3 separate regions of the Mus musculus genome follow, and regions 2 and 3 are each linked to region 1. The links are chromatin loops, found by intact Hi-C in ENCODE. Cell type or tissue: left cerebral cortex. All regions are shown on one strand.

Region 1 (8,000 bases):
CTCTGCCTCTGAGTTATAAGATTAAAGGTATGTGCTACCACCACCTGAGGTTTTAAGAATCTCTAAGAAATACACATGCTATGTGTGTTCCACGTGTATGTGGATAGCCAGAGAGGCTTGTAGAGGAAATCAGAACCCCTACAAGTGGAATTGCAGATAGCTGTTGGTTTCATGTGGGTGTGCTGGGAACTGAATTTGGATCCTTTGCAAGTGCAGTCAGTGCTCTTAATGGCCACCCATCTCTCCGGCCCTTATTTTTAAGGAGGTGGGGGGGGGGGAGGCTTATGTGGCTCAGTGTGGTCTCATGCATACTTGGTATGTGGCCGAAGCTGGTTTTTAACTCCCAACCCTACCGCACACAGCATCAAGTCTGGTTCTTCAACATCAGTTTTGATGTTGCCTTAACTCCTCCACTATGCTCATTCAAATAAAGTTTCATGACTACAGAGCCTTGTGCATCTGCTCTATTTCTGCATTCTTAACATTTTTTTAAAGATTTATTTATTTATTATGAGTACACTGTAGCTCAGACACACCAGAAGGGGGCATCAGATGGTTGTGAGCCACCATGTGGTTGCTGGGAATTGAACTCAGGACCTCTAGAAGAGCAGCCAGAGCTCTTAACCACTAAGCCTTCTCTCCAGCCCCATTCTTAACATTTAAATCATAGTCTTTCACAAATAACCAGTAAGCACTCTTTTTTAAAAATTATTTCAACCTGGTATGATGATGGTACATACCTCTAAACCCAAGAGGCAGAAGCAGGTGGATTATTTGTGAGTTTGAGACCAGACATAGTAAGTTGCAGGCCAGTCAGAGCTATATACAGAGACCCTGTCAAACAAATAAAAAATCCACATGTTGGGGGATGGTAAGATAGCTCAGCTGGTAAGAGCACTTGACTGCTCTTCCGAAGATCCTGAGTTCAAATTCCAGCAACCACAGGGTGGCTCACAACCACCCATAATGTGATCTGATGCCCTATTCTGGTGCATCTACAGTGTACTTATCTATAATAAATAAATCTTTGGGTCGAGCGAGCAGGGACTGAGCGAGCAGGGTTGCCTAGAGAGAGCAGAGGTCCTAAATTCAATTCCCAACAACTATATGAAGGCTCACAACCATATGTACAGCTACAGTGTGTACTCATATACATGAAAATAAATAAATAAATAAATCTTAAAACAAAACAAAACAAAAAAAAACAAAAGCAACCTACATGTCCTGGTGTGGTTATACACACACAAACAGTTTCCTCTGGAGTTCAGAAGAGAACATCAGATGCTCTAGAGCTGGAATTGAAATTGTGCAATTGAGAACCACCTGATCTGGATATATCTTAGGGTTTTACTGCTGTGAACAGACACCATGACCAAGGCAACTCTTATAAGGACAACATTTAATTGGGGTTGGCTTACAGGTTCCGTCCATTATCATCAAAGCAGAGTATGACAGCATTTAGACAGGCATGGTGCAGTTGAGAGTTCTACATCTTTATCTGAAGGCTGCTGTGAGAAGACTGACTTCTAGGGACCTAGGACTAGAGTATTAAAGTCCACATCCACAGTGACACACCTACTCCAAATATGCCACACATCCTAATAGTGTCACTTCCTGGCCCAAGCATATACAAACCATCACAGAGTACTAGGAACCCAAGTCCTTTGGAAGAACAACAAGTCCTTTTAAGTCTAGCTATCTCTCTAGCCCATTCCTTTCTGTTTTTCTAGCAGAAACCTTCCTAGTGTTGACATGACAATCATGTGCCTCTGTGTTTGGTTTTGTTGTATTTCTTGGGACAGGGCGTTGAAATGCTGGGCCCAAGCCATCCTGAGTCACAAGAACTTCATCACCATACCTTGCTAAAAATAAACCTTGTGGTTTTGTTTGTTTGCAGACAGGTCTAGTTATATAGTCCAAACTGTTTAGAAACTTACTGTGTAGGCCAGGCTGGCATGGACCTAATAGCAATTCTCCTGTCTCTGCCTCCATGAATATGATGACAAGCTTGAAATAGCATGCCTGACATAAAAATGAATATTCATTGAATCAATCAGTCCATCTTTAGAGAGATCACCGAGGACTTTAAAAATCTAAATAAATTACCCTCTAATCCCAACTGAAGAACTATGGTTAGTTAGTGGCCTCTGAGGAAGAATCAGTTTTCTGTTTGGTGTGGCTTCTGTGTCACCACAATTCATGGATGGCCCACATCCAAAATTATATGGACAGTGTATGTTGGAGGCAATGGATTTAAATTAAAGATATGAAGTTAGAGGAGTTTAGGCAGGTGGTGGTGGATCTGGGAGGAATTATGGGGAGAAGTTGAGATGAATATGACCAAATATGCTAAATGAAAATTTCAAAGAATAAAAATATTCTAAAAATTGTTTAAGTTCTGGGCTGGAGAGATGGCTCAGCGGTTAAGAGCACTGACTGCTTGCTCTTCCAGAGGTCCTGAGTTCAATTCCCAGCAACCACATGGTGGCTCACACCATCTGTAATGAGATCTGATGCCCTCTTCTGGTATGTCTAAAGACAGCAACAGAGTACTCATGCAATAAATAAATCTTTAAAAAAAATTGTTTAAGTTCTATCAGTGAATAATAACATCAGGATGAATCTAAACCTATTTAGGTCTAGGCTGTGTCTCCCTCCATGTAAAAATCTATAATGAACTCTCTTGTTCTCTTGCTTCCCTCTTGCCCTCTTGGGCTTTTCCTCTCCCCCCCCCCTTCCGTATTCCCTTCCCCCTCTCTCCACATGTTCTTGGCCAGCCTCTATTTCTTTTCTTCTTCCTCTTCTTCTTCTCCTCCCTCCTCCTCTCCCCCCCTCTCTGCCTCTACTACCCTCTTAGCTCCCCTCCCCATGCCCTGAATACTCTATTCTATACTAAAATAAACAAATCTATAGTGAGTATAGAAGAACTATTTATTATTATTATTGGTAGAGATATAGTTCAGAGCATTTACCTAGTATGAGCAAGGCCCTCCATTCAATCTCTAATACAACAAAAACAACTTTAAAAATATTGCTGGGATCTGAGGAGCATTCGGACTATGAACAACATTTCAGACAACTTCAGAATGAATGGTGAAGTTCCTCAGGGGGGTGGGGTAGGAGAGGCTGAGGACTTCTGGATGGACAAACCCATGCTAACTAAGGAGTCACACAGACAGGCTGTCCCCAGATCCTTCTGGCTGACCTCCAGTTCCTCCACCATCCTTCCTGTTTCCTCCAGGTCTGCAGCATTTAGCCGCCACCAGTCCAGTCTGCTTAAAGTCACTGCTCTAGTTTCTCATCACACAGACACCTTAGCAAACAGAGAGACAGAGACACACCCTAGCAAAGAAAACTGAAAGGTGAAGTGGTATGTCCAGGTTCCCACATGTGTAATAGTCAGATGGGAATATGGGAATTCTGGCCAAGGCCAATCTGTCTAGTTTTGTTCTATACAGCCACTTGCTCTAGAGCATATCCCTTCCAATTGCAATATTTCCTCCAAATTGCAACATTTGCTCCAGGAGGGAGCAAGAAGCTTAGGAGCCCAGGTGGTAAACAAAACCCCATGCCCAGAGAACACCAACAATCCAAACATTGAGGAAAGGTTATCAATTTTTTTTTTCAAAAAAATCTAATTGTAGGCTGGGTGTGATGCTCCAACACTCAGGAGGCAGAGGCATGTGATCTCTGTGAGTCTGAGTCTAGCCTAGTCTTCATACAAAGTTCCAGAAAAGCTGGGGCTATAAAGAGAGACTCTGTTTTGTTTTGTTTTTGTTTCTGTTTGTTTTTTAGAGATAGGGTTTCTCTGTTTAGCCCTGGCAGCCCTGGAACTCACTCTGTAGACCAGGCTGGCCTCGGACTCAGAAATCCATCTGCCTCTGCCTCCCAAGTGCTGGAATTAAAAGGCGTGAGCCACCACTGCCCGGTGAGAGGCCTTTTAAAAAGCAAAAAAAGGAATCCACATTTATCACACAGACACACACACACACACTGTTGATGGTTCTTTTTTGAGACAGTGTCTGAAGGACAGCCTGGAACTTGCTCTGTAGCAGACCTTATGGATAACCCAAGCTTCTAATCTTCTTAGTGCTTAGATGACAAGGATGCACCATGACACAGAAAATATTTTGACAGAGAAAATATTGCCAATAGTAAGGAGTTCTATGAACTGCTGAAACCCATCTAGGGAGCGCCTACATTCTAGACAACAGGTTATCACTAGAGATGTGCCTTCATGGTGAAGGCCTGCAATCCCCGGTACTATGGAGGCTGAATAATTTGGATTGCAAGGTCAAAACTTGCCGAAGCTGGGGGCTGGAAAGATGGCTCAGCGGTTAAAAGCACAGACTGCTCTTCCAGAGGTCCTGAGTTCAATTCCCAGCAACCACATGGTGACTCACAACCATCTGTAATGAGATCTGATGCCCTCTTCTGGTGTGCATGAAGATAGAAATCCGTGTACACTTGCCTAAGCTACAGAACGAATTCAAGAACAGTCTGGATAATTTAGGGGGACGCTGCCTATGTAAAAACAACAGAATGGCTGGAGTACAGCTGAGTGGTAGAAGGCTTATGCTAGCCTGCAGGCTCAATCCCCAGTACCCATGGGAGGCGGAGAGCTTGCATTGAGCCACATCCCTAGCCGCTGTGCATTCTCCTCTATGTTGTTTACAAGAACAGATAATCAGAGATAAAATGTTCTGGATATTCAGGAGGGTGTTACTGACATTATGAAGAGTGAATAGTTTCTTGACTAGACATAGCTGAACCATTCAACAAATATTTAACGGATTCCTGATACATATAGGCTCTGTGCCAAGGGAGATAAAACATACTTCTTTGATGATACCAATCACATGTAAAAACACAATGCGATTTCTAAACTCCTTTTTAAAAAATATTTATTTTATGTATGAGTACACTGTAGCTGTCTTCACTGTAGCTGACACACCGGAAGAGGGCATCGGATCCCATGGTTGTGAGCCACCATGTGGTTGCTGAGAATTAAACTCAGAACCTCCGGAATAGTCAGTGCACTTATCCTCTGAGCCATAAACGTGGTTTCTGTTGGCCTAAAAAAGGTCTATTTACTTTGCGAGACAAGGCTTGGTAGCTAACAACTTAGTTTTTGGTATATTCACATCCTATACTAGAGAGTTGGTAAATCAATCTAACCTGTCTCATCTATTAATCAGATTAATAATAGACAAGAACTGCACGCGGTACGTCTTCAAAAAGATAAGCTTTGTAAAAAATGAACTTGAGGACAAGACGATGCATGCCTGTAATTACCAGTAATGGGAGACAGAAGTTCGGAGTTTAAGGTCCGCCTTACCTGAGCCTGTACCACAACAAAATAAAACATGCTGATTAAAACGGTAGTTGGCAAGATCACTTGATCGTCGGGCTCTTTAAGTTTCCAGAGCCACTCCTCAACACACGCTGCACGTAACCGCGCAATCAGCCTTTCCCGAAAGGAGCAGATTCTGTTTCCGCCAGAAGATCTTCCCGGCGGGTGTGACCGCCAGACATCCGACCCACAGACCATGGGCCGCCCTCCGTCGTGCGCAAGGGCTCGATGCGGAGACACCGGAAGTGCAGGGGCGTGGCTAACTGCTGCAGCCTGCCGGTCCGACGCCGAGGCTGGGGGCGCGCGCAAGTGCGCGCTCGTTCGCGCGGCCTGCAGCGTACAGTAGTGACGGCCGCGCGGCAGGGGTCACGTGACCACAGAAGCTGCTTGTACAGTAAGAACCCAATATGGCAGCGGCGGTAGCAGTGGCAGCGGCAGCAGGACCGGCCACCCCGTAGAGCCCCCTACCCCCGCCACTGCGCGCCTCCGCGGCCGCTTGCTCGCTGAGTTGCTTCTCGGGTCCGACTTCCCCTTTCTCCCACCTTTCCTGGCACCGCGGGAAAAGCAGTGCAGGGCGCAGCAGGCGAGGGAACGCAGCCGGAGCCGGGGCACGGAAGCCTCCCAGTCAGTCAGAACCGACATGAGGGAAAAGGGCCGTAGGAAGAAGGGCAGGACCTGGGCGGAGGCCGCCAAGACGGTAAGGAGGAGGGAGCAGAGAGAAAGGCTGGCAGGAGTTCGTTTTCTCGCCGGCCACCCGTCGCAAGGCAAGGGAGGTCACTTGGCCCCGCGACCGGGTTGAGGATCAGGAAAGCGCGCGCAGAGAGCGGCAGTTACGGGCGCGTTGGAGAGCCGTGAGGAGACCGAGGCGTCGGCGCGAGGAATCCGTCGCGCGACTGCGACTTCTCGCGGTGGCTACGACTGGACCTCCTCGGTGTTGTGAGGTTGCCTTTCGGGGTCATGTCGCTGTCGCCCCTACACTGTTACCCCTTGTCTCGGCCCTGTGTGTTGTGCTTGCCCAGTAACCGGTTCTTCTCCCTTGTGCGCCTCGGAGAGCCCCGATTGGATGCAGACAGGAGGCGGTTTGTGCGTGCTTCCAGCCCCGGAAAGGAGAGGGGAGCGCTTGAGCTCGGTGGCGTTCTCCTGTCGAGGCAGAGGTGCTGCCAGACCGGGGCCCCCGCTTATCTTGCTCCGGGAGCCAATGTGAGGTCACGAGGCTTTTGTGTTTGCTGTGAGAGCTGAAAGTGCAGGAGGTGTTTAGAAACGAAGTAACAGGTGGGACTCAGAATTTTTTTTTCTGTTTCCGTAGAGACCTACTCTGAGTAAGGCTGCAATGCATGGTGGGACGTGTAGTTTATTGGCTTTCTTTTTCTCCTTTCCTTTTTCCTTTCCTTTCCTTTCCTTTCCTTTTCTCTCCTCCCCTCCCCTCCTCTTTTCTTTTCTTTTCTTTTCTTTTCTTTTCTTTTCTTTTCTTTTCTTTTCTTTTCTTTTCTTTTCATTTCTTTTCTTCTTTTTTAAGTTAAAGTGAAAGTGGACCGGACCAATGAAGTTGTGATTAGTGCCCCTCACTCCAATTTTGTTATATGGAATTTAAAAGTCATTTAGCAATGAGTATTTGTGAGAAACATTGTTTTGAAAAATTTAAAACGTGTATTTACGAAGAAAAGAAACCTTAAGGAGAAATTGAAGTTTCATCAAGCATTAGTAGCATTTCAACCTCTTTAATAGTGGACAACATAGTGGGTTCTAATAACTGAACCTTTATGAATTATACGTTTTATTTTCTCTTTAAAAAGATGTGTGTGGGGGCTGGAGAGATGGCTCAGTGGTTAAGAGCATTGACTGCTCTTCCAGAGGTCTTGAGTTCAATTCCCAGCAACCACATGGTGGCTCACAACCATCTGTAATGGGATCGGATGCCCTCTTCTGGTGTGTCTGAAGATAGCAACAGTGTATTTGCATACATTAAATTAATTAATTTTAAAAAGGTGTGTATGTGTATGTGTATGTATGTATGGAGTGTGTACGTGGCTATGGAGCACGCATGTAGAGGTGATAGGACAACTTGTAGGAGTTGATGTAGGTTCTTAGGATCGAACTCAGGTTATCAGGCTTGCTGGCCAGCGCAGTTACCCACTGAGTAATCTCGAAAATCCTGGATTGTTTGTTTATTAATTTATTTTTTGAAAAAGGGTTTCTCTGCCTTGAAACGCTATAGACCAGGCTGGGCTTGACCTCAGAGATCCCCCTGCCTCTGCCTCCCAAGTCCTGGGATTAAAAGTATGAACCACCACTGACTGACTCCTTGTTTATTTTTTAAATGAGACTTACAGAATTCAAAAGTAATGTTCATCATGGAGAAATTTAGAAAAGTATGAAGAAAATAACTCAGTCCGTTCATTCTTTTATCGCCTAGTCTTGTTTCCCCAAATTTGAATTATATTGTTTATTCAACCTGTATTTTGTTTTTATAAGCCACGTACTTTTTTTGTTGAATGTTTTCCCTATATACATTTGTTTGTTTGTTTGAGGATAGCATCTCACATAATAAATGATGGCCTAAAGTTTGCAGCAATCTTCCTGCCTTTGCCCCCTTGGGTGCTGGGATTGTAGACATGTACCACCATGCCCAGTTTTATGGGATTCTGAG
Region 2 (8,000 bases), 190 kb before region 1:
CTTCTTTGATTTCTTTCTTCACAGACTTGAAGTTCTTATCACACTGATCTTTCACTTCCTTAGTTAGAGTCACACCAAGGTATTTTATATTATTTGTGACTACTGTAAAAGATGTTGTTTCCCTAATTTCCTTCTCAGCCTGTTTATCCTTTGTGTAGAGAAAGGCCATTGATTTGAGTTAATTTTATATCAGCTACTGCACTGAAGCTGTTTATCAGGTTTAGGAGTTCTCTGGTGGAATTTTTAGGGTCACTTATATATACTATCATATCATCTGCAAATAGTGATATTTTGACTTTTTCCTTTCCAATTTGTATCCCCTTGACCACCTCCTGTTGAATTGCTCTGGCTAGGACTTCAAGTAATATATTGAATAGGTAGGGAGAAAGTGGGCAGCCTTGTCTAGTCCCTGATTTTAGTGGGATTGCTTCCAGCTTCTCTCCATTTACTTTGGTGTTGGCTACTGGTTTGCTGTAGATTGCTTTTATGTTTAGATATGGATGGGTCCTGAACACAGAGCAGAAGGTTCCCCACCTACAAAGGACATGTGAAAATATTTTATGATAATTACATACAGTGTAGCCCATTAAAGAAATAACATTCAATAAGATCCTTCTTGTCCCATTTAGAAATTCATAACACTTGAGTGAAAATGTCTTTTCTTCATATGAACACAGTTATAGTGTATTCTAATGTGTCTAATTACTAATACACCTGGACACGAAAAAAATACACTATTGTTGTTAGTAGCACAGAGTAGAACTCTCAGGCATTCAAGATTAACTCTCTTTTCTGTTGCTTCTGTGTTAAAAAAAATCTTCTTCTTGCTATAAAACCTTGTAGAGTTTACTTTATAATGTGCATATGAAAATACATCAAGATAATGAAATGCAGTCTACCCAACTAAAGGAAATACCATTTACTAAGATCCTTCTTTTCACATTTAGAAATTTGCGTCAATTGAGCAAAAATGTCTTCATATAAATACAGCTATAATATACTCTAATGTGTCTGCTTACTAATACACCTGAACTCTAAAAAAATACACTGTTGTTATAACTAGCAAAGAGTAGAACTCTCAGGCATTCAAGGTTAACTCTCTTTTCTGTAGAATCTGTATTAAAAAAAAAAAAAAACTCTTCTTCTTTCTATAAAGCCTTGTACAGTTTTCTTTATAATGTGCTTATGAAAATACGTCAAGATAATGAAATACAGTGCAGCCAACTAAAGGAAATAACATTCAATAAGATCTGTCTTAGGGTTTCTATTCCTGCACAAACATCATGACCAAGAAGCAAATTGGGGAGGAAAGGGTTTATTCCGCTTACACTTCCATACTGCTGTTCATCACCAAAGGACGTCAGGACTGGAACTCAGGCAGTCAGGAAGCAGAAGCTGATGCAGAGGCCATGGAGGGATGTTCTTTACTGGCTTGCTTCCCCTGGCTTGCTTAGCCTGATCTCTTATAGAACCAAGACTACCAGCCCAGAGATGGCCCCACCCACAAGGGGCCTTTCCCCCTTGATCACTAATTGAAAAAATGCCTTACAGTTGGATCTCATGGAGGCATTTCCTCAACTGAAGCTCCTTTCTCTGTGATCACTCCAGCTGTGTCAAGTTGACACAAAACTAGCCAGTACAAGGTCCTTCTTATCATAAATATTCACATCAATTGAGCAAAAATGTCTTGTTTTCTATGAATAAGCACAATTTTAATGTATTCTAATTTGTCTAATTACTAATACACCTGTACACTAAAAAAATACACTATTATTGTTACTAGCACAGAGTAGAACTCTCAGGCAGTCAAGATTAACTCTTTTCTGTGTTAAATCACTTTTCTTCCTGCTATAACACCTTGTACAGGTTTCTTCATAATGTGCTTATGAAAATACATCAAGATAATGAAATGCAGTGTATACAACTAAAGAACATACAATAAGATCCTTATTGCATTTAGAAATTCACATCAATTAAGTGAAAATGTCTTGTTTTCTTTGAATAAAAAGAGTTATAATGAATTCTAATGTGTCTAATTACTAGTACACCTGGTCACTACATCACAGATGGGATGGTCACTGCATCTCAGGTGGAATGGTCACTGCATCAAAGTTGGAATTGTCACTGCATCACAGGTGGGATAGTCACTGCATCACAGGTGGGATGGTAACTATATCTCAGGTGGCATGGTCATTGCATCCCAAGTGGGATGGTCAAAACATCTCAAGTGGGATGGTCACTGATTCTCTGGTAAGACTCACTACATCTCTCAGATGGGGTGGTCACTGCATCCCATGTGGGATGTTCACTGCATCTCAGGTAAGATGGTCACTGCATCTCAGGAGGGATGGATACTACATCTCAGGTGGGGTGGTCACTGCATCACAGGTGGGATTGTCATAGTATCTCACGTGAGATAGTCACAACATCTCAGGTGGCATGGTCACTGCATCTCAGGTGGGACAGTCACTGCATCACTAGTGGGATTGTCATCCCATCTCACTTGGGATGGTCACAACTTCACACGTGGGATAGTCACTGAATCTTAGGTGGATGGTCACTGCATTTCTGTTAAGACGACTCTCTACATCTCAGGTTGGATAGTCATTGCATCCCATGTGGGATTTTCACTGTATCTCAGGTAAGATGGTGACTTCATCTCAGGAGAGACGATCACATCTCAAGTGGTCACTTCATCTCAGGTGGGATGGTCACTACATCTCAGGTGGGATAGTCAACTGCATCACAGGTGGGATTATCATCCCATCTCACCTGGGATGGTCACTACATTTCAGATGGCATAGTCACTGCATCCTAGGTGGAATGGTTACAACATCTCAGGTGGCATGGACACTGCATCTCATGTAAGAATCACTCAGGTAGAATGTTCACTGCATCAAAGGTGAGATGGTCACTGCATCTCAGGTGGATGGTCACTGTATCTCAGGTAGGATAATCACTGTCAATACATCTCAAGTGGCATGCTCACTACATCTCATGTGGGATGGTCACTGCATCACAGTTGGGATCGTCACTGCATCTCAGGTGAGATGGTTACTGCATCTCAGGTAAGAGTCATTACATCTCCCTTGGGATGGTCACTGCATCACAGGTGAGATGGTTACTGCATCCGCTCCGGTTGGTGTCAAAGGATATGGATTTGCCTGCGGTGAAGCGGCCACGGTGAGGGGAGGCCGGGCATGCGGGCGCTTCGACCCGGTGACAGGGCAGCGTATTAATACGGTACGTTCCTGGGAGGTTAGACCCGGAGATGTACAGGTAGGAACTACACCTCCCAGCGTGCCTCCCAGTGAAACTCGGGGCTACTGTGGCGTCACTTCCTATGGCAAACAGGAAGTCATGCCTAAAGCAGGAAATAACTGCAACTCCCAGCATGCTTGAACCCTAACTTCCAGACAGGAAGTTCCTCCGTTCCAACAGGAAGTGAGTCCTTCTACCGCATTGTAAATCTCACGAGAACTCGGAGCGGCAGCGTGACATTGAAGACTTCCAGTTCCGGGTTCCGCTGATCAGAAGCGGACAAGCAAACAGCGGATGTGCAGTTCCTCTCTTCGCCGAACCCGGTTTTCCCTTTCGGAGCAGCGCGACCGATTTCCGGTTTCCCCGCCGCAACCACCGTTACCCCCCCCCCGCCCCAATCCCCGGCGACTCCAGCGACGTCACCGGTTCAGCTCCTGACCTTTCGGCGAACCGCAGAACCACAGGCGACCCGTTCGACGTCATCACTCCCCGCCCAGATGTCGCTGTGACATCACCCCGCACGTGCCTGCGCTGGCACCGCGTCGTCCTGGCGAGCGCCTCCTCGCGGCGGAAGGAGATCCTGGGGTTCGCTGTGCGAGACATGTCGGCGGGGTTTCACGTGAGTGACACTTGGTCCCCACGGGATTGACAGCGACTAGCGGAGTGGCATGTGGACGTAGCTTCAGGTGAGTGACCTGTTTTTTCCCAAGAGGCACTGACAGACAGGCCAGGGACGGAGCCTGAGCGAGGGCTGGGAGTGGCTGAGCGTGAGTGACAGGGGCCTGGGGCGGGGTCTTAACTAAGCTCCTGCAAGAGACATAGATTTGCATGGGGTCTAAGTTTCATTGCTGCTCGTTTGCATGAATTTGAGTGAATTTGAATGGCTGCTTGGTTTTGTTCTACCCAGGTTTATATAACCTCCCCTGACCTGTATAAATTAGCATATCGTGTACGTTGGGAATTTGCATACGCTCATGTGACATCAGTTTCGCATGATGAAAATTTGCATAAATTTGCATAATGACAGCTCCCCTGAGTAAATTTCCATAAACATAAACGATGTTATGGCTTTACTCTGCGTGTATTTGTCATGTAAATTTGCATGCATTTGCATAAAACTGCATGACGTTATGGCTTTTCCTGAGTTCAGATGATGTCACAGTTTCCCTCCTTGCCATTGACACGTGTCCAGATGATGTCATCACCCTGTGACACCCCCCCCCCCGCATTTGTATATATTGTATATATTCTCTTGACGTCCTGGCTGGGGGTGTGCCCAAGAGTGATTGAGTCATTGTGGGCAGGGCCTTGACGCGTGTCTGACCCCACCCATTCACCCCTTCCCCCCACCCCAGGGCCTGGCCTTCATGGTCGTCCATCCTGCCTTCCCCGAGATGCTGAGCAAGGCCACCTGGCCCTGCCTCCAGTACTTTGCCGCGAGGGGGGGGGGGCACAAAGGTCAGTGGGAAGGGGCCTCAGGGTAGCTACTTTCATCTTTTTAGGAAGATGGGCGTGGTCTGTTGGTGGCCATACCCACTGTAAGTGGCATCATGATTGCAGTTCTGAGTTTGGGAGAAGAGGGTGGGTTCTGGGGATGATGGAGCGGGGAAATGAGGTCACCACACCAACCACAAGTGATGTCACTTCCTGCTTTTTGGGAGCTTTATGGGCAAGACATCAGGATGGTGGGTGGGGCCAGGCCCACTGGAAGTGATGTCATTTTCAGGATTTCTGACTTGTGGGTGGGGCTTCTGTGAGGGGCTGCCAGGAAGTCTGGTATGATGTCACTTCCAGCTCCACCCGTCCCTCCCCCAGGAAGACCCAGAGACCTTGACCCTGTGGTGGTGTGTGGCCCTGCCCCTTCCACACCCATTGCAGGCCTCGACCCTTTTCATCTTATCCCCGCCCACTTCCCAACGCCATTGCACACTTCCAGCCAAGCCCACTGTGCCTGGCCATGCCCTCCACTTCCTGTCCCGCCCATCACCTCAGGCCCTGCCTGCTTACTTCCTGTCATGCAAATTTGTGCAAATCTATTCAGGTGACCTCACTGACCCCGCCCCTGACTCCACCCCTTGTGATGACCCCACCACTGACCCACAGGCCTTGGAGGGGCTGATCCTGGAGAAGTCAAAGGACCAGGAGGACGCCATGGGGGGTGCTGTACAGGTGAGTGGGGCCTTCTGGGGACGGAGCAGGCAGAACAGAAAGTGACATCATAGGAGAAAACAGGAAGTGAAAAGTGGGACTGGAAGTGGTGGGCATAGTCAAGAAGTGATGGGCATGGTGGTTTGGTGGGCATGGCCTGGATGAACCCTGACCCCTGTGACCCCGTCCCATCCCCCAGGCTGAGCAGGAAGCAGAGCAGCACAGCGTCATCATGAGGGTAGCCATCTTCACCTGGGGCATCCACGGAGGTGAGCAGAGTGTTGTGGGCAGGTTCACAGGGTCAATGTTGGCAGTGGGGGGGGCGGGGGGGAGCGTTACTTTGTGGGGCGGGGCCTGGGGTGACGTCATTGGGGAGGGAGCTTCCTGTCTATGCCATAACTTACTTTCTGCAGGGTCATAACCTGGAGGTGGGTCTTTTATGTTGGGGATGGGGTTAGATGACATCATCAGTGTGTGGGGGTGGAACTTCCTGTATGAGGTGGGACTTCCTGTCTGAGGCCCTGACAGGAAGTACCACCCCCACCCCAGGAAGTTTAGGCCAAATGAGTCACCCAGGCCCTGCCCCTGACCCCCAAGGCCCCACCCCATCGCCTGACCCTGCCCCCTTTCCCCGCAGGCCCTGCCCAGGAAGTGACTTTCTCTCTACTGTAGGAGGAGCTGATCCACGACTACTTGGACAACAGCACACCAGCGAAGGATGGTGAGGCCCTGCCCCCTGCCTGCACATGACACTGCCCACGCCCTGTCTGAGACTCTACCAAGTGGTTCTGGGATAATAGATTGAGGGGATGGGGGCTGCATACATTTGCATGATTTTGCATATTTTGGGCTCATTTGAATAAATTTGTATAAGTTAACACCAGTTCTCTCAGGACAAATTTGCATAGATTTGTGTGTGACGTCTTGGGCAAATTAGCATAAACCAAAATGATGTCATAGTTGTGCTCTGCATGCGTTTTTTGTGGGTTTTGCATGAATTTGCATACATCAGCTTCTTTGAAGTAGGTTTGCATGAGCTGAGGTGACTTTGGTGGCTTCCTCTGTGAATTTGCATAAATTTGCATAAACCTGAATGATAACACAGTGATGCTCTGGGTGGATTTGCATGGCGTCATGCTTTCTGTCTGTATGACTTTGCATAAATTTGCATAAATCTTCATGGGCAAGGGGGAAGCTTCCATGGCTGTCAGCTGCACCAGCGAAGTGACGTCACATGACCTCATTTGCATGACCAGAGTCACTTTGCATAAATTAACATAAACTAGTGATCGATCCCCCTTGAGTGCTGTGACCTCGACGTGACCCCTGACCTACCGCTGACCCCGGTGTGACCCCACAACCCCAAGGTGATCCCTGACCTCCCCATGACCCCAGCAACCTCGAAGTCACCATGTAATCCCACCATGACCCTGACCCAACAGGGACAAGGCCTGGGGCCTCCGCCATCCATGCGTGGGGAGTGATGCTGGTAGAGGGCAAATTGGTGACGTCATCAATGCAGCGGGCTTCCCACTCAACCACTTTAGCCGCAAGCTTGCAAGGGCAGCTGCCAGAGACAGGAAGTGACATCGCTGTGGAGAGGGCAGCAGGAAGTGAGGTCAGAGTGGGGGTGATGGGAAGTAATGTCATGGGCTCAGGAAGTGATGTGCTGCTGCTCTACATGTGTACGTATATGCCTGGTCTGTGATGCTGCAGAATATGTGTACATGTGTGCTGGGTGTGGGATGTACATGTATGCCTCATGTTTGCCTGGTGTGTGATGCCACTTTACATGTGATCCAGGTGTGAGATGATGCTGTACATGTATACATGTGTACCTGGTGTGTGATGCCAGTGCATTGTGACTGGTGTGTGATGCGGATGCACATGTGTGCTTGTTGTGTGAAGCTACTTCACATGTACACATGTGTGCCAGGTGAGTGATGCTGTTTCCCCTGTGTATATGTATGCCTGTTGTCTGATGCTGCTTCACATGTGTTCATATGCGTCTGTTGGGGGATGCCGCTGGATATGTCTACCTTGTTTTTAAACTACATTACATGTGTGACCAGTGTTTGATGCGACTCTACATGTGTACACGTGTGCCTTGTGTATGATGCTGCTGCAAATGTGTACACGTATGTCTCGTGTGTGCTGCTGCAGCACATGTATACATGTGTGCCTGAGTGTGCTGCTGCTGTACATGTGAACATGTGTGCCTTGTATGTGAGGCTGCTGCACATGTGTATATGTGTGCCTGGTATCTGAGCTTGCTGTACGTGTGTACATATGTGGCTGGTGTGTGATGACAGTGTACATGTGTCCATGTGTACCTGGTGTGTGTTGCTGCTGCCATGTGCACATGTGTGCCTGTTGTGTCATGCTGCTGTGCATGTGTACATGTGTGCCTGAGTGTGCTGCTGCACATGTGTACATGTGTGCCTGGTATGTGATGTTGCTGCACATGTGTTCATGTTTGCTTGGTCTGTGATGCCTCTGTACATGTGTGCCTGTTGTATGATGCCACTTTCCATGTGTATGTGATACCACTGTACATGTGTGCTTGGTGTGTGATTCTGCTGCACATGTGT
Region 3 (8,000 bases), 61 kb before region 1:
CTCTCTGTCTCTCTCTATTAAAAAATAAAGTTCTGAACTCTGGGTGTGATTTGAGGGTGTTTCCAGAGGGGTTTACTGAAGGGGAAAGCAGGCCTGTGTAAGGAAAGTCTCATTGAATAGTGTAAGCAGGACCCAGGTGGGGTTGAGCTGTGGAAGATGAGGCTATGTAGACAGGAGTAGAGGGAGGAGGACACCTCAAGCAGAGGAGCAGCAAGGGAGCACAGGGACACAGGGAAACAGTGGTGCATCTTAGGGGGACTGCAAGTCAGCATAGCTGGAGAATAAAACATGGAAGAATGGTGGAGTCTGGCGTGGTGGCACACGCCTTTAATCCCAGCACTCGGGAGGCAGAGGCAGGCGAATTTCTGCGTTTGAGGCCAGCCTGGTCTACAGAGTGAGTTCCAGGACAGCCAAGGCTACACAGAGAAACCCTGTCCCCCCCCCCAAAAAAAAACAACAACAACAAACAACAAACAAAAAGAATGGTGAGAGATGGGGCTGGAGAGATGGCTCAGAAGTTAAAAGCACTGGCTGCTGCTCTTCCAGAGGTCATGGGTTCAATTCCCAGCACCCACATAGAAGCTCACGTCGGTCAGTAATTCCAATTCTAGGGGGTCTGGCACCTTCAAACATACATACAGACAAAGCACCAAGACACGTAAGACAGAAATACATAAATCTTAAGACACAAAACTCTGCTTTGAGAGACACTGCTCTGTGTGTGGATGAGGGGGAAAGGAACGTATTTACTTCTTTAGAAAAGGAACTTGTTTGTTTCTTTGTAGCACAGGCTGACCTCACACTAACTGTAGACCAAGGTTGACCTTCAGTTTCTGAATCTCCTGCTTCAATTTCCCAAGTATTCAGATTACAGGCATTTGCCACTGTGTCCAGATTTTCAGAGGCTGAGGATCAAAGTCAGGTTTTTGTCTGCTAGGCAAGTGCTCCACCCACTAAGCCAGATCCTTAACCCTGGACTCCCCTTTTCTTGAGTACCTTTTGTGGCCTAAGAACAAGCACACATGTCTTTTGACCTAATCTTTATGTAAATCCTGTAAGGGAAGGTAAACACTCTTATCCTACTGTGAAAAAAGCTGTTCGGAGACACTAAGTTATTTAGAGGGAATTTCATCTTGGAAGCACTGGTTTTTCACCCTCGGCTCCCAAGCAGAAGAACCTGGGCCAGTGGGAACGATATATATCCAGTCCTGCTGGCAGGTGAGTTGGCCCAAACAGAGATGGAAGTGCAAAAAGCAAGCCAAACCCAGCAAGGAAAGGCAAGCCAAACCCAGCAAGGAAGTAGTTCAAGAATCAAACACTATCCAGAAGTCAGTTGTTAAAGCCAAGAAAGGTAAAGTTTGCACAGCCAAAATGTCACCAGAATTTGGCCCCAAAGCCAAGTTCATCACTGGAGCTGGACCAGCAGAGTCAGGAGGAAGGCCAGGAACCTCTGGAAGTGGGCAAACTACCAGATAGACCTTAAGCTGCTGGCCCAGCTAAAATCAAAATTCTAGGAATTAAGGGGTAGCAGTGACACAAGGAGATAAGGTGTTTTTCTTTTTTGATTTTTTGAGATGGGCATTCTCTTGTCCAGGCTGATCTTGAACTTGTTCTGTAACTGGGGATGACTAAAGTCTTGATTTTCCTGCTGCATCATCTTAGTTTGGCTGGAGCCATACCTATTTTTATCTCCAGTTTTTTTAATTTGATAAACTTTATTTTACAAACTTGTGAGATAAGAGCTGGGTAGTGGGGGTGGGGGTGGCAGTGCACCCTGGCTTTTAATCCCAGTACTGAACAGGCAGAAGCAGGCAGATCTCTGTAAATTTGAGGCCAGCCTGGTCTATAGAGCAAGTTACACGGAGAAACCCTATCTCAAAAGACCAAAACCAACCAACCAAACAAAAACAAAACAAATTTGTGAATAAAATAAACATCATACACCAAAACCCATTTTTAAATAATTATTTATTCTTATTTTCTTCCTATTTTATGTCTTGGAGTGTTTGCCTGCACTTACGTATGTGTACCACGTGCACTCCTGGTGTTGGTGGAGGTAAGAAGCTGAAGTTGGAGTTATGGATGGTGGTGAACCAAACCCAGGCCCGCTGCGAGGGCAGCCGGTACTCTAAATGGCCAGGCCAGTTCTTTAGCCCTCAAATCACTTTTAAGCACTGAGGAAGCTGAAGCAGAGTGTAATGTTGGGCAGAAATCACAGCTGATACTATGTGACCTGGGAAGATAACCCAGGCCTGAGGAACTGAGTTGTGACCCCCCAGTAATCCCTGCACTGGGGGGACTGGGTCTGGGGTAGGAGTGGGGTAAAGACTGTCACATCTTTAGAGCTCACTGGCCAACCACTTACCCAGTCAGTGCATTCCACAGACAGGGAGAAACTACCACAAATAAGCAAACTAAAACTAAACAAACAAAACCAAACAAACTCAAGGGGCTTCTGGAGAGATGGCTCGGTGGTCAAGAGCATGTATTGCTCTTACAGAGGACACTGGTTTGGTTCCCAACACCCACATGGCAGATCATAACTATCTACAACTCTCATTCCAGGGGATCAACATCCAATTCTGATCTCCGTGGGCACCAGGTACATACACGGGATACAAACATATATAATGTTGGCAAAACATTCAAATACATAAAATAAAATTCAAAAATCTCTGTGTAGCCCTGACTATCCTAGAACTTGATTTGTAGACCAGGCTGGCCTTGAACTCAGAGATTCTGCCTCCCAAGAGTTAAGATTAAAGTCACCTTGCTAACATTTTTTTTCCAATGAGGTCAATCTCTGACTTAGAGAGACATGCATGTGCACATGCATATGCACACGTGCACACACCCACACACACCTAAGTGCACATATGCACCATACAGGATCTGGAATGCTAGGCCCAAGGTTTAATTGATATAAATTCCATCGTTTTCTTTTTTTCTGCTATGGAAGCACCCAGTCAGAGAAAGCTTCTGGTTTTGTTTTTTAAAGATTTATCCAGGGGCTGGTGAGATGGCTTAGTAAGAACACTGACTGCTCTTTTGAAGGTCCTGAGTTCAAATTCCAGAAACCACATGATGGCTCACAACCAATTGTAATGTGATCTGACGCCCTCTTCTGGCATGTCTGAAGTCAGCTACAGTGTACTTATACAGTATAGTAAATAAATCTTTGGTCCGGAGCAAGCAGGGACAGAGCGAGGAGCGAGGCTGATCAGAGCAAGCAGCGGTCCTAAAAATTCAACTCCCAACAACCACACGAAGGGTCACAACCATCTGTACAACTACAGTGCACTCACATACATAAAATAAATAAATAAATCTTTTTAAAAATTTATCTACTTTTACTTATATGAGTACACTGTAGCTGTCTTCAGACACACCAGAAGAGGGCATCAGATCTCATTACGGATGGTTGTGAGCTACCATGTGGTTGCTGGGAATGGAACTCAGGTCCTTCAGAAGAGCAGTCAGTGCTCTTAACCACTGAGCCATCTCTCCAGCCCTAGAGTTTCTGATTTAATTTGCTTCTCTGTTGCTGTAATAAAACACTGCCCGCCAAGAGTAACTGGGGGAGGAGAGGGTTTATTTGCGCTGCAGGGTTCCGGCATCAGGACCTCAAGGCAGGAGCTTGAAGTAGCAATCATGGAGAGACATTATTTACTGGCTGGCTTCCAGACTTGCATTCTGCTATCTTTCTTATACAACCCATTACTACCTGCCCAGGGGATCACCTCCCACAGTGGGTTGGGCTCTCGCCTCCATCAATTAGCTATCAAGAATATACCCCACAGACCAATCAGATGCAGGCAATTCCTCAGTCGAGATTTCCTTTTCCCAGACATCTCTAGATTGTGTTGACAAAAATTAACCAGCACAGCTTCACAGATGATGAAATGCTTGTGCTGCCCAAGTGGCAGAGCAGTAGAGGAAGGACTGTAACAGGATCTCTGGGCAAAGGCACAAGGGTGCAACTGTCATTTCTATTACAGCCTGTTGTCTCCTTAAGAAGGGTTCGGCGCCTAGAATAGTGCCAGGGCTCCACGTGAGCTAGAAAAGTGTGTCAGCATGGTTTTTAGGAGTATAGACTGGATCAGAGTAGTGGAGGTAGGCTGAGAGGTCAGAAGATGGACAGGCCTTCCTAAGGTCATGGAGAAGTAGTTGGAGCCAGAGGCCATGTACAGACACAAGAGGTGGAATCAGTTAACTGTGCTTCCCGCAGAGCGTTAAAAGGAAGGCCAGGAGTAAACCAGACTAGGGAGAGAAAACACAGAGCCCAATAATGTTTAGGAGTTTAAGCTCTAGGAGGCCTGGTGACACCCTGAGAAATGGAGGACAGTGACATGTGCCCATCTGCAAGCAAAATGGTTGGAGCAGTGAGAAACCGAGAATGGCGGTTGCCGAGAGAACACGCGTGGGTAGTGCAGCCTCAGCAGACACACTCAGGGGTTGCATGTGGGAGGAGGGGCTCCCAGACTTGAGGACTGGAGAAAGCATTAGCAACCTGACAGAACCGGGTTAACAAAGGAAGGACTACATCTCCCAGCATGCTCGGGTTCGGTGGGGTGACGGCTGGCGGTGGCTGCGCCGCATCCGACTGGTGGGCGCGGGACCTGGGTGGGCACCGGAGCCTGTCATCCCTGAGGGGTCCGTGGGGTGCGGGCGGCGATGCACCGCTGTCCCTCGCCCAAGGGCCGCGCCGGGCTCTTGTTCCCCGCCCCGCGGCCCCGCCCCTTGCCCCACCCCAGACGGGAGACCTAACCCGGGCCGCAGCGCAGCGGCCGCAGCAACATCACTCTCACCGCCGCTGTTCCGCCCCATCCTTTTCTGTTTTTCTCTCATTCTCCGGTGGCGGCGGCGGGGAAGGCGAAGGAGAGGCAACAGCAGCCAGCCTTGGCTGCAATGAATGATCCTCCACCCGGAGGGGAGGACTCCAGGTGAGCCTCTGACCTCGGGAGGATCGGGACCCTCCGAGCCGCCCAGGACTCGCATCCCCCGCCATGGATCCCTAGGGGAAGGGAAAAAGGAGGAGGAAAAGACAGCTCTGCCGCCCACCCCCATCTCATTTTCCTCTTCCTTTATCTCATTGTTGCCGAAGCTGTAGCCGTAGCGCTCACTCTTGCTCCAGCATGGGGTGGATTCCAGGCACTACCCTTCGGCAGGAGCAGCTTGCGCGGTAACCTAGGGATTCTGCCTAATTCTACCTCTCCAGACTGTGCACAGAAAGCCGCGGAGAGCTGTGGAGGCCTGGACTGCAGCAGTCTCGGGGCCAACTCCCTGCATCCCCACCCTGGTAGGCTGCATGCGGATTGAAGAGAGGTGCCTGAGGGCTGGGCCAGCCCGACTGATCCCGACCTAGGAGTAGGGCAGAAGGACCGCCCAGGCTGCAGAGCGGCCCACCTGGAAGGACAGAGGTGCAAGATGGCCAGTAAGACCAAGGCCAGCGAGGCCCTGAAGGTGGTGGCCCGGTGCCGCCCCCTCAGTAGGAAGGAGGAGGCTGCTGGTCATGAGCAGATTCTGACCATGGACGTGAAACTGGGCCAGGTGACTCTGCGAAACCCCCGCGCGGCACCCGGGGAGCTGCCCAAGACCTTCACTTTTGATGCTGTGTATGATGCTAGCTCCAAGCAGGCCGACCTGTATGACGAAACGGTGAGGCCCCTGATAGACTCAGTGCTTCAGGGTTTCAACGGCACCGTATTTGCCTATGGCCAGACTGGCACTGGCAAGACCTACACCATGCAGGGGACCTGGGTGGAGCCAGAGCTCCGCGGGGTTATCCCGAATGCCTTTGAGCACATCTTCACCCACATCTCCCGCTCCCAGAACCAGCAGTACCTGGTTCGTGCTTCCTACTTGGAGATCTACCAGGAGGAGATCCGAGACCTGCTATCCAAGGAGCCAGGCAAGAGGCTAGAGCTGAAGGAGAATCCTGAAACAGGGGTCTACATCAAGGACCTCTCTTCCTTTGTCACCAAGAATGTCAAGGAGATTGAGCATGTGATGAACCTGGGGAACCAAGCCCGAGCAGTGGGCAGCACCCACATGAATGAGGTCAGCTCTCGGTCCCATGCCATCTTTGTTATCACAGTGGAGTGCAGTGAGCGTGGCTCTGATGGCCAGGATCATATCCGAGTAGGCAAGCTCAACCTGGTAGACCTGGCCGGCAGTGAGAGACAGAACAAGGCTGGTCCCAACGCAGCTGGAGGGCCAGCCACACAGCCAACAGCTGGTGGTGGGAGTGGAAGTGGCAGCGCTAGTGGTTCTGCCAGCAGCGGAGAGAGGCCTAAGGAAGCTTCTAAAATCAATCTCTCGCTGTCCGCCCTGGGCAATGTGATTGCTGCTCTGGCTGGCAACAGGAGCACCCACATCCCCTACCGGGACTCCAAGCTAACCCGGCTGCTCCAAGACTCACTGGGGGGCAATGCCAAGACCATCATGGTGGCCACACTGGGTCCAGCTTCTCACAGCTACGACGAGAGCCTCTCTACCCTGCGCTTTGCCAACCGAGCCAAGAACATCAAGAACAAACCGCGGGTGAACGAGGACCCCAAGGACACACTGCTGAGGGAATTCCAGGAAGAGATCGCTCGCTTGAAGGCCCAGCTGGAGAAGAAGGGGATGCTGGGCAAGCGACCTCGGAGAAAGAGCAGTCGTAGAAAGAAGGCCGTGTCTGCCCCAGCCGGCTATCCAGAGGGGTCCGTGATTGAGGCCTGGGTGGCCGAAGAGGAAGATGATAACAACAACAATCACCACCCACCCCAGCCCATCTTGGAGGCAGCTTTGGAGAAGAACATGGAGAATTACCTGCAGGACCAGAAGGAACGGCTGGAGGAGGAGAAGGCTGCCATCCAGGATGACCGCAGCCTTGTGAGTGAGGAGAAGCAGAAGCTTCTAGAAGAGAAGGAGAAGATGCTGGAGGATCTACGGCGGGAGCAGCAGGCTACAGAGCTGCTTGCAGCCAAGTACAAGGTAAGGTCCCCAGACAATGCGAGTACTTTGATTGGTAGATTTTCATTTGAGGGTCTGTGAGTTGGCCTGAGTGGGATATCCCACCTCAGGACCACACACTGATGACTGCTCCGGAGCAGCTAAGCAAAGTACCATAATACTAGGTAGCTAGGTGCACTTACATGCGAGCATCCACACCAAGCAAAGTGGGGAGATGTCTTGGACCAGTGGACTCCAGATGCTCCGACCACCTCTGCCACTGTCTACCTGTGCAAATGACCCCAGGATTGGCCAGGTCTATGAGAAGCCACGCAGGACCTCTGTGAGTATGGCTTCTCACTTCTGCATGGCCCCCTCTCCTGATACTTTTTCTTCTCTCTGCAGTGTCTTTGGGCCTCGTATCATATTAATAGTATCAGACATTTGGATAGCACTTTACAGTTTACAAAGTACCCCATTTTTATATCATCTGGTCTCATCTTCATAGGAGCCATTCCAAAGAGTAGCTTTTAAAGCCCCATCTTACTGTTGAGGACTTAAGGCTCAGGAAGTGCCAAGGTTCTTTCTATTCTTCAGAGTAGCTGGGCTGAGATGCTACTTGCAGACTTCATGCTTTTAGTCTTCAGTAGCAAGGCCAGAGAATCCTGCTTCCTATGGAAATAGCCCAGTGGATGACAAAGTGCCAGGCCTACCCCTTGGTGTCATTAATAAGGAGACTCAGAGTGTCATGTAGGAGGAGGTGGGATGGAGAGAGAAGTGGGCTCAATCCCAGACCTGGAGTCTAGGCCTCTTAGGCTCAGGCCCATTGAGTGGCTGACTGGCTGTGGGTTTCCCTTTTCTTCCTACCTCCATTTCCCGTTTTATAAATAGTATGTTAGCCAGGGGTTCTACCAATCATCGGGGGGGGGGGGGGGGGGGAATAAAAAGAAAAAGAAAAAGCAACTGGCCTACACACTGAAGCCTCTTGTCAACTATGGCTAATTCCTTATTGTCTTGAGAGGTGCCGGGGCTTCTGCATCCTTCCTGAGCTGCCCACTTCCCAG

The links. Peaks named below come from ENCODE experiments on the same cell type or tissue, not always from the same donor. Only the 100,000 strongest peaks of a DNase experiment are listed, where the experiment ranks them.
Region 2: it touches region 1 in a loop (7-fold over the local background); 10 of 42 quality-filtered maps call a loop at or near these places.
Region 3: a loop joins it to region 1, with 5 times the contacts of the local background. A loop is called at or near these places in 7 of 42 quality-filtered maps.

Annotation. Positions count from the first base shown.
Region 1 is chr12:3,421,163-3,429,162 of GRCm38, forward strand. It overlaps Asxl2 (additional sex combs like 2, transcriptional regulator), which reads left to right and starts at 5,695. Exons shown (of 13, transcript NM_001270988.1): 1 at 5,695-6,050. The coding sequence starts at 5,994. 1110002L01Rik (RIKEN cDNA 1110002L01 gene) reads right to left here and starts at 5,585. Exons shown (of 3, transcript NR_030694.1): 1 at 5,339-5,585. In left cerebral cortex, CTCF peaks have their summits at 2,502 (motif pointing left), 4,954 (motif pointing right) and 7,289 (motif pointing left); DNase peaks (open chromatin) are centred at 4,637, 5,014, 5,598, 6,484 and 1 more place; H3K4me3 peaks cover 3,069 bases; H3K27ac peaks cover 2,011 bases.
Region 2 is chr12:3,231,983-3,239,982 of GRCm38, forward strand. It overlaps Rab10os (RAB10, member RAS oncogene family, opposite strand), which reads left to right and starts at 3,809. Exons shown (of 7, transcript NR_015551.1): 1 at 3,809-3,947; 2 at 5,303-5,430; 3 at 5,609-5,678; 4 at 6,047-6,130. In left cerebral cortex, a CTCF peak has its summit at 3,824; DNase peaks (open chromatin) are centred at 3,409, 3,753, 5,257, 6,566 and 1 more place; H3K4me3 peaks cover 1,714 bases; H3K27ac peaks cover 1,550 bases.
Region 3 is chr12:3,360,554-3,368,553 of GRCm38, forward strand. Kif3c (kinesin family member 3C) reads left to right here and starts at 4,579. Exons shown (of 8, transcript NM_008445.2): 1 at 4,579-6,978. The coding sequence starts at 5,428. It overlaps I920046F24Rik (RIKEN cDNA I920046F24 gene), which reads right to left and starts at 5,020. Exons shown (of 1, transcript NR_164312.1): 1 at 2,956-5,020. In left cerebral cortex, a CTCF peak has its summit at 3,326; DNase peaks (open chromatin) are centred at 4,542, 5,159, 5,666, 6,095 and 2 more places; H3K4me3 peaks cover 3,822 bases; H3K27ac peaks cover 3,425 bases.